Regions from separate parts of the Homo sapiens genome. Here region 1 is linked to region 2. A link is a contact called in ENCODE Hi-C or POLR2A ChIA-PET data. All regions are on one chromosome and are shown on one strand. The core of a region is the stretch at or near the end of the contact, and the rest is flanking DNA. Distances in the headings are between cores, read along the strand shown.

Region 1 (7,264 bases), core at 3,460-5,959, 85 kb after region 2:
GTATACAGCCATAAAAAGGAATGAATTAACATTATCAGAGTTTCTTTATCCACTCGTTGATTGATGGGCATTTGGGTTGGTTCCATGATTTTGCAATTGTGAATTGTGCTGCTATAAACATGCTTGTGCAAGTATCTTTTTCGAATAATGACTTCTTTTCCTTTGCATAGATATCCAATAGTGGGATTGCTGGATCAAATGGTAGTTCTACTTTTAGTTCTTTAAGGAATCTCCACACTGTTTTCCATAGTGGCTATACTAGTTTGCATTTCCACTAGCAGTGTAGAAGTGTTCCCTGTTCACCACATCCATGCCAACATCTATTGTTTTCTGATTTTTTTGTTTGGCCATTCTTGCAGGAGTAAGGTGGTATCACATTGTGGTTTTCATTTGCATTTCCCTGATCATTAGTGATGTTGAGCATTTTTTTCATATATTTGTTGGCCATTTGTGTATCTTCTTTTGATAATTGTCTATTCATGTCCTTAGTCCACTTTTTGATGGGATTTTTTGTTTTTTTCTTACTGATTTGTTTGGGTTCTTTGTAGATTCTGGATATTAGTCCTTTGTCAGACGTATAGATTGTGAAGATTTTCTCCCACTCTGTGGGTTATCTGTTTACTCTGCTGACTGTTCCTTTTGCTGTGCAAAAGCTCTTTAGTTTAATTAGGTACCAGCTATTTATCTTTGTTTTTGTTGCTTTTGCTTTTGGGTTCTTAGTTATGAAATCCTTGCCTAAGCTAATGTCTAGAAGGGTTTTTCCAATGTTATCTTCTAGAATTTTTACAATTTCAGCTCTTAGGTTTAAGTCCTTATTCCTTCTTGAATTTATTTTTGTATAAGGTGAGACATAAGGATCCAGTTTTATTCTCCCACATGTGGCTAGCCAGTTATCCCAGCACCATTTGTTGAAAAGGGTGTGCTTTCCCCAATTCATGTTTTTGTTTGCTTTGTCAAAGATCAGTTAGCTGTAAGCATTTGGGATTATTTCTGGGTTCTCTATTCTTTTCCATTGGCCAATGTGTCTATTTTTACACCAGTACCACACCATTTTGGTGACTATGGTCTCATAGTATAGTTTGAAATCAGATAGTGTGATGCCTCCAGATTTGTTCTTTTTGCTTAGTCTTGCTTTGGCTATGCAGGCTCTTTTTTGCTTCCATATGAAATTTAGAATTTTTTTTTCTAATTTTATGAAGATAATGGTGGTATTTTGATGGGAATTGTATTGAATTTGTTGATTGCTTTTGGCAGTATGGTCATTTTCACAATATCGATTATGCCCATCCATGAGCATGGGATGTGTTTCCATTTGGTCGTGTCATCTATGATTTCTTTCAGCAGTGTTTTGTAGTTTTCCTTGTAGAGGTCTTTCAACTCCTTGGTTAGATATATTCCTAAGTATTTTATTTTATTATTTTTTGCAGCTATTGTAAAAGAGATTGAGTTCTTGATTTGATTTTCTGCTTGGTCCCTGTTGGTGTGTAGAAGAGCTACTGATGTGTGTATATTAATCTTGTATCTGGAAACTTTGCTGAATTTTTTTTTTATCAGTTCTAGGAGCTTTCTGGAGGAGTCCTTAAGGTTTTCAAGGTAAACGATCATATTGTCAGTAAACAGTGACAATTTGACTTCCCCTTTATCGATTTGGATGCCCTTTATCTCTTTCTTTTGTCTGATTGCTCTGGCTAGGACTTCCAGTACTATGTTGAAGAGGAGTGGTGAGAGTGGGCATTCTTGTCTTGTTTAGTTCTCAGAGGGAATGTTACCAAAAATATTACCAAAAATAAAGAAGAATTTTTTTAATGATAAAGAGATCAATTCAGTTGTAAGACATAACATTTACAAATTTGTATTCACTCATATCAATCTTTAAAATATATAAAATGAAAATTGAGAGAAATAAAAGGATAAATGAAAAAAATAATGGAAATAAAGGATAAATAATGGAGAAATGAAGGATAAATGGGAAAAAAAAAACAGAGCTTCCACCACTACCACTTCCCGTCCATGTTCCCAGAACATTGTCCTTTTGATGGAAAGCTGTTATCTGAGTGCGGGTAGTTTATTTGGAAGGAGGCCCCAACAAATTTTGCTAGATCTGAGACACAGAGGGGAGGGAAATATCATCAAGCCAGTTGCTATTATAAGCTACTGGAGCTCAGTCCCATGGAGAGCCCTGGGTGATGGTATGGATCATGACTAAAGGCTGAACCAACAGAGAAGCAAGGAAGCTGTACTATGTCAGAGGGCTGTTCACAGGGGCATTGATTCTATGCCCTCTGCCTTGCCCTGTGCTTGGGCCAAATAGACTCTTATGACCAGAAAAAAAGAAAATTACATGTGCTCACTTTGTGTTAAGCAGCCTTTGGTGTGCAGAGGTTAATAATGAAGGCATGTGGGCAGAGCTTCTATAAGGACAATTATAGGGGTAATACCCTGTACCTCTCAGAGTTGTTGTGAGAATAAATGATGTAAGTGCCTGGTGCTTGATATATATAAATTTGTTTTTTTTTTTTTTTTTTTTTCAGAAAATCAGGCCAGGCATGGTGGCTCACAACTGTAATCCCAGCACTATAGGAGGCCAAGGCAGATGGATGGCTTGAGCCTAGGAGTTTGAGACCAGCCTGGGCAGAATAGTGAGACCCTATTTCTACAAAAAATACAGAAAAATCAGCCAGGCTTGGTGGCATGCTCCTGTAGTCCGAGCTACTCGGAAAGCTGAGGTGGGAGAGTCACTTCAGCCTGGGAGATCAAGACTGCAGTGAGCAGTGATGAAACTACTGCACTCCAGCCTGGGTTTCAGAGCAAGTCCCTGTCTCAGAAAGAAAAAAAAAAGAAAAAAGAAAACAAGTCAGTATTTTCCCCCCAAAGAAAGGCTCATGGGAATCTTACAAAATGAGGTTTTAGGAACCAAAATTACTTCATGTAGTACTCTCTAGTAAAGGCAGAGGATGCAAATGTTGCAGTGGGTCTCTGGTCAGCCGCCATGAGTCTCTTGGATCTAACACTTGCTCTCTTCAGACTTCAGTTTCCTCATAAGGTGAGAACAAGGCTGTATCTCAGTGCTCTGGGCCTGCTCACACATCCTGCTCATATGAATGTGAGAGCCACACCAGCCCTCTGGGAAGTAGTCCCTCAAACAGCAGCCCAGTGCAGGGGGAAGGATGCAAACACTACAGGCAGATCAGTTTAATCCACTTTTGGGCAGGGTGACCTTAGGAAAGCCCATTTCCTTCTGCCTCAATTGTCACCTCTGTAAAATGGAAACAATAATATTTATTTCCGTGGCTGTTTGGAGGATTACATAAAATAACAAATACAGTGGCATTCCATTTTTCTGAGGCAATTATGTTCTATAAAGTCACTGCAAACACTGAATTACTGGAATAGTGAGCCATTGCTCTTACTGGAAATACAGGATTAGGTTCCTGAAAAATCTCTGGTCACAACATCTTTGTCAACTGATCAATACATAACCATGATGTATGTGTGTTTCTTTTTAAAGGTACCTTATTTAATATCATTGTTGATTCATTAATATTAAACTCATGCCTAAGAATACTTTAAGTCATATCTGAATGAAGCGTATCTAATATGTATATTCTCTCTGAAGGTACATCACTGCTCTCTTGCACTTAAACACACCAGACAGCACTTCAGCACTATATCTGGAGACCATTTCAAACAGTAAAATCTCCAATAAAAGCAAAAAAAAAAAAAAAGTGAAATTTATGGCACTAAATAGACTGCAGAAAGGACACCTGTTGATAGGATGAGAGCTGAAAAAAAAGGTAGAGGGCCGCAAGTGATGGCTCACACCTATAATCCCAGCATTTGGGAGGCCAAGGAGGGTGGATCACCTGAGGTCAGGAGTGTGAGACCAGCCTGGCCAACATGGTGAAACCTCATCTCTACTAAAAATACAACAATTAGCTGGGCATGGTGGCATGCACCTGTAATCCCAGCTACTCAGGAGGCTGAGGCAGGAGAATCTCTTGAACCCGTGAGGAGGAGGTTGCAGTGAGCTGAGATCACGCCACTACACTCTAGCCTGGGTGACGGAGTGAGACTCCATCTTGGAAAAAAAAAATAAAAGAAAATAAAGAAGGTACAGCATGGCCTCGCTCAGCTGGGAATGTGTGTGTGCATCAAGCAACTATTTTTTTTTGCTGTTCTGTGCTTGTCTGTGAACAGCCATGAAAATGCCGAAACACTGCACATGTTAATATTGGGGTTATAAGTAAATTTAGCGAGTAAGCAAATTTGCAAATATGGAATCTGCAAATAATGATTTGACTGTGCTTAGTAATTGGCCAGTAAAAAACTGGCAGCTTATTATATTATCATCAGGGAAAGCATAGGGTCTGGTAAAGATCTGTTAGGGTACACTAGGAATCCAAACTCCAACTGGTGCCCATAGGAGTGGGAGGGAAATCTGCAAGTGTGGAGCCCCTCAAATCAATGCTCCAGGGAGCCTTGAGTCCCTCTGTCACCTCTCGGCCAGGTCTCCAAGAACTCCCTAACTCCTTGGACTTAACTCTTGGATCTCCCTGACAATTGCAGTAGGTGAAAACTCCAGGGCCGCAGCAGGAGGCTGCTGCATTTGATGTCGAGGCTGTTGGCCCTCTCTATGCCTAGGATAAGCCCCGTTTGGCCTGGTCCAACTCAACCTGGCTCAAACGGCTGCATGCCATTGCTCGTAAGCACAGGCCTGTATCCTGCCATTGTTCTGGGAATGACCACGGTGGGACCGACCGGCAGGAGAATAGCACTACAGATAGGGAGTGTGTTTCCAAACTGCAGGGTCACAGGGAAAAAGAAATTGACCTGTTCCACATCACACCACCCCCTTCCTGCTCTCCACCCTAACTCTCCGGTCAGGTGACCAGAGAAGCCCCAGGGGGTCCTTAACCTGGATTTGTGCACTTTCCCAGGAAGCCAGCAGGAAAAGAAAGGGAACTCCCATTTCTCAAGCCTTTCTCTGTGCCAAGCCTGGTGCTTGCCACTTTCCATTTCCTGCCTCGTGGAGTCCTCCCAATAACCCTGCAGTGTCCAGACCATCCTGGGTTTCAGATGAGGAAACTGAGGTTCAGAGTGGCCCAGTGAATAGCAATGAATGCAACCCCATTTGACGTTTGGCAGCATTAACTCATTTTGAGCCACAATGCGGGATTCTGTTACAGAGACTTTTCAAAGAGCATAAAAGAGTTGCATAAAAGCGACTTCACAGGGGCCCTGTAACAATCATTAAGATAAAATATAATAATAATAATAAGAGCAATAACGACAACTTCTGAGTGTTTTCTAAATGAATAAACTATACTAAGTGCTTTACATAACTTTCCCTCAATTAACCATTTCTGCGACATTCTGAGTTATGAATTATCATTATGCCCATTTTACAAATGAGGTATCTGAGGCTCAGAGATGTAAGCTGACTTGCCTGGGGTTACGGAGGTCATAACTTAGAAAACAGGGGAGCGGGGGACTAGAATCCAGAGCCTCTCCTCTTACTTGTCACGCTAGAGGCTGGGGCCAAAGTGGGGCCCCTTTCTCATTCTCAATCCCCCTCCCATACCCTCGGTGTCTCTTTCATCTCACAGTGCGACAGGCAGCAAAGGTTGCCAGGAGCCCCAGTCCCTTCGTCTGCAGGAAGAGGCCAGAGCCTTCTAAACCAGAGGTACTGTGCTTGCTGCTGCTGCTGCCTGGTTATTCCCATCCCTTCCTGCTCATTAGCCTCATTCTCTTCCTCATCCCCACCAGTTTCATCCCCATCATGCTACAGGGCTCAAAAGATTCCTACTCTCCCAGCCTCCTTTTGGCTCCAACTTGTTCATTTTTAGAGTTTCTTGTAAGCTCCAGGACTTCTGTTCTGTTAGCCTTTGTTTCCACAGAGAAGGACAATGAAAGGACCTACCATTTATTGAAGTCCTACTGGATGCTGGGCACTGTGTTAAGCCACCATGCCCAGTGATGAGTATTACTACCACCCTTTTACAGACGAAGTCACTTGAGAAAGATCAAGTCACTTCCCCAAGATAACAGTGGATGATTCTCATAGAGCTAGAATTGGAAACCTGGAAAAGAATTACTGAGGAATCCTTGGTTTTGAAAGAATATCATCTGCTTCCTTTTCTCTCCTCCATTCCCTTCCTGCTAGTGTGTTCATTAGTGTTTTAATGGGGTGGTTTTCTTAGGGGGACTATGAATTTGGAGCTTTCATCTGATGGCCCACCAATACTTGCAATGGGATCAATGAGCTCTTCACACTCAGGAGGTACCCAAATTGCATGCACATAGAGTTTCTAAGTATTTCTTGATCATCTCTCACTGCAAGGCCAACACAGAAGCACGCATACAATCCCAGCATCTTCTCTCCTGTCCTGATCTTGGGGGTGGGCGGTGAGGGTAATAGTTAAATTGTGGGAGGTAAGGCAGATGGATGGGAGGTGCTGAGCTCCTGACTTGCAGCCCTCATTCACGCCCTGGCTGATGCAGGCTTCCTCCCACTTGCATTGTGCTGACCACATGGCCTTGTCATGGAAACATAGACTGGAGCCTCATGAGCAGGCCAAATCTCTCCCTCCCTCAGGACACTGCTGGAACAAGAGGCTGTGGAAAGCCTCGTTTGGCACTGGGAAAGGTAGTCTTGGGCTTTGGAGCCAGAAAGACCAGGGTTGTGTGGTCAGTGCCACAGTTTATCTGAGTGACCTTGGGTAAGTCACTCTACCTCTCTGAACTCCAGTTCCCTCACCTATAAAATGGAGAAAATAATGCAAACGTTATAAGGCCAGGAATTTAGCAAAAGTATGTATTTTGGTAATAAACCAGGTGCTCAATAGATGTCATTCTCCCTCCTTCTCTTCCTCTTCAGAGCAGGATTAGGGTGAGAAGAGCTAAAAGAAGGTGTCCAAATCCACTTTTCATCAGCCACCTTAGGACAGAACTAATTCCCTGCCCAAAGGCTCCTGGCCAGAATGACAATCAGTCCAAAGCTGAAGAGTCTTCAACTGATCAGAGGCATAGATGAGCTTAGCCCACCTTTTGCCTTCCTGAATTAAAATAAAACCTCTCACTAGAGATACTAAGGGAAATCCTTTAGAAGCTGAAGTCAGTGAGAATGAACACAATAAAGAATTTTGGACATGGTTTACATTTTATGCATGCTATTATTAAATGTTGAGTAAAATAATATGTTATCTTGAGTAGGGATTAAGACCAGAGGCCCTGGAGGCCATATGTCTATACATTCAAATTCCTG
Region 2 (7,424 bases), core at 4,315-6,814:
TAGTGAAACCCCATTTCTACTAAAAATATAAAAATTAGCTGGGCAGGGTGGCAGGGGCCTGTAGTCCCAGCTACTTGGGAGCTTGAGGCAGGAGAATCACTTGAACTTGAGGGAGGATGGAGGTTGCAGGGAGCCAAGATTGTGCCACTGCACTCTATCCTGGGCATCAGAGTGAGACTCCACCTCAGAAAAAAAAAAAAAAGAGAGAGACAAGGTCTCAATATGTTGCCCAGGCTGGTCTCAAACTCCTGGACTTGAATAGTCCTCCTGCCTCAGCCTCTGAAAGTGCTGGGATTACAGGCATGAGCTACTATGTGTAGCTTCTTTCCTCTATCTTATTCCACCGCATTGGTTCAGGACTAGTTATGCCTGGGATAAAAAAGCTCTGATGTAGGTCAGTGAGTCCCAGCCTGTAGGTCACGAGTCGCTCAGTGTGGTTTATAAGTTGTGTCAACAAGGTAGCTCCCATTGCTTCAGTCAGTGTCAGAAAGTAGGGTTGCAGTGAAAGGGGCCGGCAGGGAGAAGAGTTATGCAGAATTTTGGCAGGATCTGTCAACATTGCTAATGTCCCAGCAGTCCTACTTAAGGGATCTAACACATGAGAATGTCATTACTGTGTGCAAACTTGTGTGTGTGTGTGTAAGAGTGGTCACTGTAGCATGGCTTAGAAGGGCAGCAGTGTCAAGTTATGGTCCAGTAAACTGTAATATTGGGGACGTACAGAGGTATACTGTTTTTGTTTGTTTGTTTGTTTGTTTTTGAGACAGAGTTTCGGTCTGTCGCCCAGGCTGGAGTGCAATGGCGCGCGATCTCAGCTCACTGCAAGCTCCGCCTCCCAGGTTCACGCCATTCTCCCTTCTCAGCCTCTGAGTAGCTGGGACTACAGGTGCATGCCACTACACCCAGCTAATTTTTTTTTTTTCGTATTTTTAGTAGAGACGGGGTTTCACCGTGTTAGCCAGGATGGTCTCGATCTCCTGACCTCGTGATCCTCCCGCATCGGCCTCCCAAAGCACTGGGATTACAGGCGTGAGCCACCGCCCCCGGCCGGAGGTATACTGTTTCAAAGGTTGAGAGGAATGGAGTGAGTCTAAATGTGCTGACTTGGAAGCTTGTCCAAGGAATATTTTAGATTACTTTTATCTTATTTATTTATTTTTTTCTTGAGACGGAGTCTCACACTGTCACTGGGGCTGGAGTGCAATGGCGTGATCTCGGCTCACTGCAACCTCTGCCTCCCAGTTTCACATGATTCTCCTGCTTTACCCTCCTGAGTAGCTGGAATTACAGGAGCACACCACCACACCTGGCTAATTTTTTGTATTTTTAGTAGAGATGAGGTTTCACTATGTTGGTCAAACTGGTCTCGAACTCCTGACCTCGGGATCCACCCACCTCGGCCTCCCAAAGTGCTGGGATTACAGGCGTGAGCCACCACGCTGGGTCTACATTACTTTTATTTTAAAAATTAATTAATTAATTATTTCAGACAGGGTCTTGCTCTGTTGCCAGGCCAAAGTGAAGTGGCACCATCACAGCTCATTGCAACCCTAACTTCTCAGGCTCAAATGATCTTCTGATCTCAGCCTCCTTAGTAGCTGAGACTATAGATGCACAGCACCATGGCTGACTAATTTTTACAAAAATTTTTTGTAGAGATGGGTCTCACTATGTTGCCCAAGTTGATCTCACACCCCTGGGCTCAAGCAATCCTCCTGCCTCAGCCTCCCAAAGTGCTGGGATTACAGATATGAGCCACTGCGCTTGGCCTATTTTAAAGTGGAAAAAAAAAAAGGCTTCAGAACATTCTGAGCCTGGGCAGTATAAGAAGGCAACATCTCTACAAAAAATTAAGTTTAGCTGGGTGTGGTAGGATGTGCCTGTAGTCTTAACTACTCAGGAGCCTGAGGCAGAAGGATCACTTGAGCCCAGGAGTTTGAGGCTGCAGTGAGCTGTGATCATGCCACTGCACTCTAGTCTGGGCAACAGAAGAAGATCCTATCTCAAAAAAAAAAAAAAAAAAAGGGATAAAATAAAAAGAACGTTCTGTATAATGTGATTCCATTTCTGGTTTGAAAAATTATACATGTTGTAAAGTCATAGAGAAATATCTAGAAGAAAATGTATAAAGTGATTACCTTGTATGACCTTTGGAAGATGGAAGATGGGGTTAACAAAGTTTTGTGGGAAATATATTTTTCATTTTTTTTCTTTTTCTGTTTTTATTTTTTAGAGACAGAGTCTTGCTCAGGTCCTTGCCCAGGCTGGAGTGTAGTGCAATTCACTGCAACCTTGAATTCCTGGGCTCAAGCAATCCTCCTGCCTCAGCTTCTTGAGTAGCTAAAGCTACAGGTATGCACCACCATGTCCAGCTAATTTTTTAAAACTTTTTTTTTTGTTTGCTTTTGTTTTTGTAGAGACAGGGCCCTACTATTTTGCCCAGACTACTCTTGAACTCCTGAGCTCAAGTGATCCTCCTGTCTTGGCCTCCCAAAGTGCTGGAATTGGAGGGGTGAGTTACTGCGTCCTGCCTCCGTTATATTCTTTATAGGTATTTTCTATAGATTTTTTTTTCCTTTTATATTTCCATTTTGTTTGCTGGAGGGCTTATTGCTTTTGTGGATAAAGCCAATGCTTTCTAAAAAGGAACACAATAAACTGTGTTTATATTTGTTTATCTCCTAATAATAGGTTTTAGAGTTATAAAACTCATGTATTATGACACAAATTCAAAAAGTATTAAAAGTTATACAATGAGTAGTAGGTCTCCTTACCATGCCGATTTTCAGTCTCATCTCCAGAATTTCTGTGCAAATACAATCAAGTATATAATAAAATGCCCCTTCAGAAAACATTCATGCACAAATGGGACGCCCTGGTGTGCTACACTGTGCATTTTTTTAACTTTACAATATATCACATAGAGCTTTTCCTATAATGACATATGCAGATTATGGTGCGGTTGTTCTATAAGTGATTTACCAGGCATTTAGGCTATTTTTTATGTTTTGAGATGGAGTTTCACTGTGACCCAGGCTGGAGTGAAGTGGCGCAATCTCAGCTCACTGCAACCTCCATCTCCCAGGTTCAAGTGATCCTTCTGCCTCAGCCTCCCGAGTAGCTGGGATTATAGGCGTGCGCCACCTTACCTAGCTAATTCATGTGTTTTTGATAGAGACGGGGTTTCGCCATGTTGGCCAGGCTGGTCTTGGACTCCTGACCTCAAGTGATCCACCCGCCTCAGCCTACAAAGTGCTGGGATTACAGGTATAAGCCACTGTGCCCAGCCCATTTAGGTTATGTTTTTTTCTATTATAAACAATGTTGTAAATGATGTGTGTGGCATATACATATAACAGGATGTTAAAATGGAACTCTTTAAGTCTCAGTTTCCGGCTGAGACTGCAAATCGCTAGAAACCATACAATAGGTACTTGAATATCTCCCTCCCCAATGTTAAATGAGGTGCTAGACCACCTTGGCAGGCCCTGGTATTCTGCCAGCATGGACCATCCTTTGCCTGACACCAGCCTTCAGAGGCTGGGAGGGGAGGCAGTCTCTGGTGAATCCTGTCACAGTGTCTTTTGTCTCTCCCCACCCTCATCTCCCAGGAGAGGGTCGGCTGGAGAAAGCCAACTGAGAAAGCCTGAAAGGGAGAGCTCAGCGTTGGTCCCTGGAACCTGAATTTGGGAGCTTAAGACCAGGAAAGAGAAGCTGAGGCTGGGCTGGCCTGAGGTGACAGAGAGAGAAAAAGAGAGAACACCCTTCCTCCTCCCGGGAGCAAGGGAGCGTCCACCAGCAGAGGAGAGCAAAAAGCCCTGTTGTCTGGGAACCAAAAAGGGGCCAGCAGGAAAGAGATAGACTAGAGCCACCTAGAATGGGGCTTTTCCTGACAGCGCCCTTTGAAAGGCAGAGGAGGGACTGTTGGAAGCCCAACAGTCCAACAGATAGACTCAGAAAGCAGCAGCCAGGAGGAGGCCTCACTGCATTCAGGCGACTGCCAGTGAGTTCCCAAGGGCGGAATGCCTGGGGAACCTACACACACCACCCAGCCCAGAGGGCAGCATCCCCGGCTCCCAGCAGGACCAGCCTTGGGAAGCTCTGCCCCCTTCCCTATTTCCTCTTTTTCTGGGTCCTGTCCCAGGTAGGGAGATACTGAGGGTGAAGAGGTGAGAGGAAGAGGGGGGACAACCTTGTCTCCCCCTTCCCCCACAGCTGGCATTTAAGTTTGAAGCAGACCTGGGCTGAAGAAGGGAGAAATTTTCAAATGAGATTTGTTCAGAGTTCTGGCAAACATGCTGGAATGTGTGCTTTTAAATTACAGAGACTGCTCTTTGGAAATAAGGGACCCAGTGAATAAGTTCACAGGGTGAGCAAAAATAAAGCAGCATTATGATCGCCCCTTATTGAATCCAGCTTATTGGATGTCCTTTGAGAACATGTGTGATTTTATATGAGGAATAAATGTTTAGAAGTGGAATTTCTGTGTCAAGTAATACAGTATATTTTAATGTTGATAGATGTGGTCAAATTGCCCTCCAAATAATTTGTTCTTATTAACACTTTCCCAGGGGTGGATGAAAGTGGCTCCCGTTGACACCTTTTCATTTTAGTCTTTGCTACTCTACCAGATTTTTTTTTTAAAAAGATATTTCTTATATATATATTTATATATAATATATTCCATATATATGTGTATATTTCATTATGAGGGAAGTTAAAACATTTCTATTTCTTTTTCTGTGAACACCATTGCTAATGTCATTTGCCCATTCCTTTTTTTTCCTTTTGAGTTGTTGAGTTTTTTCTTTGTAATTTGTAAGAACTCTTTATATAAAAGGCATTAGTCCTTGCTCTATCACATATGTTACAAATGTTTGTCAATGTGTGCTATTGGCCTTTGATGAAAGTTATTGCACACTAACAGATTTTTAGATGTGTATGGATCCTACTGTCTAGAACGAATGCAAGTTTACTCTAGAGTGCACCTGAATTAACAGCTGGCTTTTTTCCTTTTGTATATTCATAATCAACAGGCACTGAAAGCCTAAGTAACGTCACGGGAGGTGAGGGATGGCCCTTGAGATCAAGAGGTTGGAAACCGCTAGTCTAGGCTGTACTGGACCTACCTAAACTGTGCCCAGAGCTAAGCCCAGCCCTCCTGGGTTGAAGCTCCAGCACTGATGTCTCTCATGGAGTCAGAAGTCATTAACTTACTAATTCCATATAAAACACAGCAATAGCATTTCAAGGTGGAGCCAACCAAAATGGAAGCGGAATGGCTCTCTTCCTCTCTCCCTTCTCCCTCTGCATCCCCTTCCCTTCCTCCTTTGTTTACCTCCTAAAGGGGAGAGTAAGGCAGAGAAGAAAACAAAGGGTAAGGAGAAAGGGAAGGCTCCCCATTGTGGAGAATTAAGACAACTCTCTTGCTTGGGGCTCCAGGACCCTCTCATCTGGCCACCCCTTCCTCTTCTCTGTCCCCAACATCCTGCCTCATTGTTACACCAGCCTCCTAGCTACACTCTTCCCAGGCACCCTCTGGCCTTGCCACCAGCTGCTTTCTCTGCTGAGAACTTGCTTCCCCTTCCCTGCTTTGTGGACTCTGACATTTCAAATGTCACTTCCTCTAGGAAGCTTTCCCTGGCCAGGCTGACTGAAGTGTTCCCTCCCAGGGCTCCTGTCTTTTTTACAGCACTTCTGATAGTTATATTAGAGGTGTGTGTCTCTCCCACTAACCAGGGAGGTCCTTGAAGGTACATTTGCCTGATTCATCTCTGGTTCTGCCCCAGCACCAGAGCAGCTTAGTCAATGTTCATTGAACAAAGCCCTATTTAAAGAGCAAAAGTGTGTGTTGGCAAGGCGTCCTGACAGTGCTGCTGGGACAATATCCTTCCCTGGAGGGACAGAGCACCCCAGCCAGCTTTCCCCCAGGTCGCTGTCCCCCTCCTCAAGTCCTAAGCTAGAGCCTGGCAACCCTGACTGAGTCCTGTGGATTCACATGGGAGTAATGCCTCGATGTGCAGAGGTCAACCACTGACCTCTATTGGAAGCCCCGCTCCCCATACTGGTGCCAGAGAAGAAGCAGACAAAAATTCAGAGTCACCACCTATGGAATCTCATCCCTGAGGAAAGTTCACTTAGAACAGTGGTCACTTAAACTTTGGTCACTATCAGAATCACCTAGGGAACTCTGGAAAAACAACAAGGCCCAGGCCTAATCCTACTTCAGAGAGAAGTTTGAGAACCACTGGTTTAGACAACGGTGACTCATCCAATTTCTTCAGCTACTGTGATCTGCTTATGCTTCTTCTTACAGGAGTGCTGATCCTAAAGGGTTGTGGGGCTCCTGCCTTTCCTTCCCCTCACACCTTTCCCCACTAGGTTTTAAGCAGAGTTAAGTTCACATACGAATTTGTCGTTATCCACGACAACGTTTATTTGTGCCCAACATGTATGTGTGGAATGAATACACACAGGAACAAACAAGATACTTCAGTTAGGAAGCATGTACAGCCTTCTGCTTGGAGCAACAGACCCGACACTAAGAGGGATGGAAGACAGGGTCCTGCCCTTGGGGACTGGGGATTCTGGCATCACAGTCCTGCTGTCGATCGCATGTCCCTCAGAGCTTCAGTTTCTTCAGCTCTTAAGAAGGAATAATAACGATAACAATACTATCTAGCTGCATGGCTTGGTGTGAGGATTATATAAAATAATGAGAGTGAAAGTGTTTTCTAAGCAAACTCATGAACATAAGATACCGTCACAAAGAAAAATCAATCTTACGAATAATTACAAATAAACAAATTTTGTTAAACTCTCCCTAGCCTGCACATGTTAAGATATTGAGGCCAGGTGCGGTGGCTCACGTCTGTAACCCCAGCACTTTGGGAGGCCAAGGTGGGCGGATCACGAGGTCAGGAGTTCGAGACCATCCTGGCCAATATGGTAAAACCCCGTCTCTACTAAAAATACAAAATTAGCTGGGTGTGGTGGTGGGCGCCTGTAATCTCAGCTACTCTGGAGGCTGAGGCAGGAGAATCGCTTGAACCTGGGAGGTGGAAGTTGCAGTGAGCCCAGACCGCACCATTGCACTCCAGTCTGGGCAATAAGAGCGTGACTTGGTCTCAAAAAAAAGAAAAAAAAAAAAAAGAAATTGAGCTGTTCATTTTTTCTTTAGTTTCTAAGCTCTTGCAGAGATGTGGCAAGTCACTGGTGGTTTCCTTTGGAGAGGACTTTGTTGCAAAGCCTTCTCTCCTTGCCTTGTGGTCAGCTCCATTTGCCTTCTGCCCATTCAGAGCCGTCGCAGATGCTGGTGGGCTATCCTTTGTCTCTGAGAGGCATTGAGAAGACTATACTCAAAATTTCTGATGTGCTTGCCATTTGCAAAGCATCACTTCCCTTTTAAGAGAAGAAGTTATTCT

Evidence for each region. A loop is a pair of places that touch in the nucleus more often than their neighbours do. ChIA-PET counts read pairs that join two places held with the same protein, here RNA polymerase II (POLR2A). Pooled maps may share reads with other maps.
Region 1: a loop to region 2 is called in a map of heart left ventricle, with 2.9 times the contacts of the local background. The contact joins two enhancer-like sites. A Hi-C loop is called at or near these places in 3 of 168 maps with a recorded cell type or tissue (CD14-positive monocyte, gastrocnemius medialis and heart left ventricle) and 6 of 50 pooled maps. POLR2A ChIA-PET finds 5 or more read pairs at or near these places in 1 of 52 experiments (GM12878).

The regions. Positions count from the first base shown.
Region 1 is chr9:107,763,655-107,770,918 of GRCh38, forward strand. All of the region lies in intron 2 of LOC105376208 (a long non-coding RNA gene), which reads left to right. The region is part of intron 2 of LOC105376209 (a long non-coding RNA gene); the gene reads right to left. Among named protein-coding and RNA genes, the nearest start is that of KLF4, 280 kb to the left of the region's middle. Within about 2 kb of position 4,710, at least 5 of the 41 ENCODE cell types and tissues checked have a DNase peak (open chromatin) inside an H3K27ac peak, as active enhancers do.
Region 2 is chr9:107,678,172-107,685,595 of GRCh38, forward strand. No RefSeq gene overlaps it. Among named protein-coding and RNA genes, the nearest start is that of KLF4, 190 kb to the left of the region's middle. Within about 2 kb of position 5,565, at least 7 of the 41 ENCODE cell types and tissues checked have a DNase peak (open chromatin) inside an H3K27ac peak, as active enhancers do.